Linked DNA regions of Homo sapiens: region 1 is linked to region 2. Evidence: read pairs that join two places in POLR2A ChIA-PET (ENCODE). Cell type or tissue: PC-9. All regions are shown on one strand.

Evidence for each region. ChIA-PET counts read pairs that join two places held together with the same protein. Peaks named below come from ENCODE experiments on the same cell type or tissue, not always from the same donor. Only the 100,000 strongest peaks of a DNase experiment are listed, where the experiment ranks them.
Region 1: POLR2A ChIA-PET joins it to region 2 with 6 read pairs; 2 of 35 experiments call an interaction of 5 or more read pairs at or near these places.

The regions. Positions count from the first base shown.
Region 1 is chrX:10,393,856-10,396,355 of GRCh38, forward strand. No RefSeq gene overlaps it. Among named protein-coding and RNA genes, the nearest start is that of MID1, 230 kb to the right of the region's middle. In PC-9, no CTCF peak of the experiment used is centred here; no DNase peak of the experiment used is centred here.
Region 2 is chrX:10,446,610-10,449,109 of GRCh38, forward strand. It overlaps MID1 (midline 1), which reads right to left. Exons shown (of 10, transcript NM_000381.4): 10 at 1-2,500. Among named protein-coding and RNA genes, the nearest start is that of MID1, 170 kb to the right of the region's middle. RefSeq lists an enhancer at 2,330-2,500. In PC-9, no CTCF peak of the experiment used is centred here; a DNase peak (open chromatin) is centred at 1,492.

The sequences.
Region 1 (2,500 bases), 53 kb before region 2:
AGGATCAGAGGTCCCTGAGGCTGCCTTGTACCCCTGCAGGAGGTAGAGGACGCACTCAACACTCTCCTGAAAAGGAGGAGAACAAACTCACGACTGTTCTTTCCTCCGTTCATGCCAAAGTCTTTCCTCTGTGCCCGGGCTCCCCTCATATACAGACAGCTAGTAAGTGATGAGTCAGGGTCACAGAGTCAATTTCAAGTCACTTAGCAAATCTTTCATGGAGAGTCTAGTGTCATCTATTGTCTTTAGCTTTGGGTCCCAGCCAAAGTTCCAGACAGGGAAATTCCCATACAACAGCTGGTGAAAGTAAATTCACTCCAGTCGCTGTATGCTTAGGAGAACTTTGGCGCATAGATAAGTGACTGGCACAGGTTCACTCAACTAGTAAGGGGAGAGCTGATGATCTAAACCCCTGACTCCAAGGCTGGGCTCTTCCCCTTCCAAAACTTATCTTACAGACAATTTCTTCCAATCTTTCTGATTGCTTCAAAGAAGCAAACGAAGCCAGAGTTAAAACTGAAGTTACTTGATTTTCAGCTAAGTAACTTTGCCATTACACCACCTTTCTACTTTTTGTGGAGCAGAAGATCGAGCAACTCTACAGCAATCAGATAAATAAGAGGGAAATTTTAAAATTCAATCACTTAGGAAAATTCTGCCTTTTACATATTTTCTGCATTGAGAAACCAGGGCTAAATTGACAGGAAAAAACATTCGCTGTATGAAAGAAGCAAGTCTCCTAACAGAATATGTTAAATGAACCCAGCTTTGTTTTAAAAATATACTCACATGCATATAAAAGTGCCTGGAATAGTACATCATGTGTTACCAGTTCTCGTTGGTTTCTAGGAGGTAGTTTATAAGCTTTTCTATATTTTGACCTATTTCGTGTTCTTCCATAGTGTTGGAGGTTTATTCTAATGCTCGTGATTTTTATAATATGGAATAAGGCACATATTTATTTTGACAAAATATAGAAAGGAAAGCTATTTGGTTTTAGCTTTTGTTCCTATCAATTTTCCATTATGCGTAATTTCAGTGTCAATTTATAAAAGGAGAGCAATAACCAGCCTTCAGAATTTTGGTAAGTCCTCCTCTTACCTGGAATCTATAGAAAAAGACAACTGTGAATTTGATGAAATATGATTTTCAGGGAAATGGATGATTTCAGAAAAAATGATTTACCAGAAACAAACAAACAAGCAGCAACAACAAGAAAACACAACACTTCAGAGAGAGAAGATCCTTGGTGTGTTTAGGTAATTTAGTGTTTGTGTTGATTCTGTGATTGGCAGCGGTTTAGGATTAGAATCTTCTATGTATAAAATGAAGCAGGCAGAAGAGTGACCTGCCTTCACCTTTGATCTGCAGAGGTCAAGGTTTAGACTAGGAGGTTTGTTGATTCTCCTGCAGCATTTATTTCTTGGTTTCCTGATGGCCAGTTTGAAAACCACGAACTCAGCCACAAACCCACAAACTCAATTCAAAGTGCCATACTGAATGCTTTTAGGTGATCATTCAGCTTGGTCACTATAATCCCGAGATGGGTGAATGCACCTCCTCCACAAAGCTGCTACTGCTAGCACTCAACCTCCCATCCAAATAGGAAGTGGTTTCCCTTTCCTTTAGGATTCCTCTTCACACACGTGGCTATTTATTTGTGTGTCTTACCTCCCCTGTGATGTAAACTTGAGTTTAATGACTATGTGTTATTAATTATTGGATTCTCCAAATAGCACAGGATCTGGCATAAAACACACACTCAGTAGCCTTTCTTTAGCAATGTAGTTACTATTTTTCTGCCAGCCATGCAGGCACACAGTTTAGACGGTTGTATGGTTCCACAGGCTTGATTTGAAAAGCAGCACTCCCCTCCCCATCTCCCCACAGCTTGTTTTCTATTGCCCACAGGCCACTCCCCTAACTGACTATTTTGAAATCCATCTTCATGCTTCTAGGTAACATGCTTATATCACCACTTCCTCATTTTCCCCTTTGTGCATTATCCATCAGCTTCCCATTTTGAAGGTTGAGGATAGAGCTCTCTTCATGTCACCGCCTCACTGCCCCCACCACCCACACACGTACCTCCTGTCCTCCCATCCTCGAATATAGTCATTCTGTAACTACAGTCAGATCATCATTCAGACTGTATGATCGTGAGAAGGCAATGCTGTTGACAATCGAGCCCGCCCAACTGTTCTCTCTCTGGAGATGGAAATGGTCTTTTTGTTTTCCTAGTTGGCTTAGTTTTCTATGCACATATCAGATGTGTTCTCAAACACTACCCTGGCTACCTATCTCTCTTCTCATCATATTCAAACACATTGGGAGTTCTATCCATTTCATCTTCTTGGGAAAATGTCTCCCAAAGCTTCAGCCAGCTTTGTCCCTCCACCACCCTGATGTATCCCTTCCTCAATGTTGTTGTGATTTTCTCAGCCCCTGGCCCTGGATCTCCTATTTCCTCTCCTTCTTTCCCATTTACTCTTTGTTAGGT
Region 2 (2,500 bases):
TCCACCAGGAAGAGAGGTACCACGTTTCTGAGTTCTTTTATGAGCACTCGCTATGTAATTTGCAAGGCCCAGTGCGAAGTGAAAACGCAGGCCCCTTGTTCAAAAATTGTTAAGAATTTCAAGACATCAACAGCAGAGCATTAAATCAGGCTTAGGGCCCTTCTGAACTCCTGGGCTCTGGGCATACCCATGACACCAGACCTGGCAGTCTTGGTTGGTGCTGCATTGATTTTGTTGTATTAATTTAATTGGCACTGCCATCTCTTTTGCCCCTGTATCGCAGTGTTTCCTGTGGTGAGGACCCCAAATAATAAAATACTGTGACCTCAATCAGTTTAAAGAGAATGCAAAATTACACTGCAGCAAATTTTTACAGCATACATTTTTTAGACTTTCAAAAAAAAAATTCACACGGGAATCTTTTCTACATCATTATAGTAATTAAACACGGTGGCCTTTCACCATATACATATTTTCCTGTAAATATGACAACCTGGAACTAGTAACTGCTACTATCCACAATGCTTTTAAGTTAGCCAAGAGTGAGACTTCCACAACAAAATTATGACATAATCTCTCATGTCCTTATAAAAATAGCCAAACATACCCTAAATGGCTTACTGTGAAAATTTGAGTAGTAACTTCTTAATATTGAAAAACATTATTTTCATGGAAATATTGTCCTTCTACTAAGTGTTTTATGTTAACATCATAAGGCAAACTGTAGCATTTATTGGTACCTGGAGACCGTGATTTTAAAAACTCAGAAGCTGAGTTTTAGACCCTTTTATTTAGAACCTGTTAGTGTACAAAGTGCATTAAAATATCCATTATCCAGTTACCCAAAATGTATGTAAAAATTACTGAGACAACCCTTTCAGTTTACTCAGAGAAGGCAAACACACATTGCTTTTATATTGTAATAAAAAGAAAAACCTATAAGGTTTCCAGAGAAAGATTGTTTTTTTTCCATTGAGGCGTCCATCTTTTAGATGTGAAATTGTCTTAGGTATCTATCAAAATATTCATCTGGGTATAAATAATATAGTAAATATATAGAATCTATCTGTTAAGAAAAAGGAGAGTGTCTGCTAGGGAAGAGGATGGAAGGACCCAGGAAGCTGGCTTGGCCTCCCTTGAAATCCAGATTTGCAATCACATGACCTTTGGCCACGTGATGCTGAAACAATGAGTTCATTGACTTATTTCAGGGAGGCAGTTGGTTGATTTGGTTAAAAACAAAATAACTAAAAACAATGTCTAAATCCACTAGTCTGCTCAGTCAAAATGGCTGACCCAGTATCCCAGGTAAATATTTTAGCAATTGAAACCATTTATAGAGGTCATGCCCTTCATCAAACTAGAACCAATGCCAGAGTTCTGGGCCAAGAACTGCTCAAGAAAGCCTTAATTCATGGACCATTCCAACGCATCAGATTGGCATGCAAAGAATCCCAGCTGACATTTTATAAGCAGGTTCCTGAATAACGAGTTTGAATTTTTTTTTTTTTTTTTTGGTCTTACAACTCTATTGTAAACTATACTAGACTATAGAGGGACTTCTACATCTTTCAAGATGTGTTTAATAAAGGTCTGTTTATAATAACTTTTGAGGCATGAATCTAGCAAATAGTACTTTATACAATGTCCCTTGTCATTACCAACTCATAAATATTAAGTGTTTTTCAGTGACTTATGTTTGGATGTGGTAGTGCTGATCAGGGCCATGTGCTGATGTCCTGGAGAGCAAAATCAATCCAAAGTGGTGCTGCTATTTGTGACAGAACATGTTTATTTACTCAGCCCCGGAGACAAAAGGAAAATTGATATGGGGGAGCGGGAAATAGGAGAACTATTAAATGTAGTGAAGAAATTTCACAGGTCTAAAGGAACTATTAAAAGGAAGGATAAAGTAGATTCTATACTATAAAACAGAATCCTACCTCTGATAAAAGACAAATCAGCCTGAATTTTTGAATAATCAATAGGATTCAAAATGACTATTTTCAATTGCAATCTCATTCTTAATGTTCTTCCAGAACCCTTAACCCTGAGAGAAGCAGGGCAAAATGTGGCCAAAGGATTCAGAACCTTTCTTTCCAACATTATCCCATCAGCTATGAGAAGGTAAAGATTTAGCCACGGCAAGGTCCGAGGTCCAAAATCAACTCTTTTCATTCTCTGTCTTGCTCTCCATTTTAGTTGATCTGATACAACTTTTTGACATCACAATTAAAACACTTCAAATTAAACCAGAGTAAGAAAGCCTGTTTCCTCCCCTACTAGGTTCAAACACATCCTGTTATGCACCATCGAGGTGAGAAGACCTACCATGGGATCATCATGGGATATCAGGTAAGAAGATGAGTAACATACAAAACTACAAAAGTTTTTGTTTTTTTGTAAGCCCACAGATTGTGATGAAATGAAGGTTGTAAATAGCTGATAAACTTATGGGCCTCTTAATGTGCAAAACCAAGTAATTCCTAAAAGTTGTAAT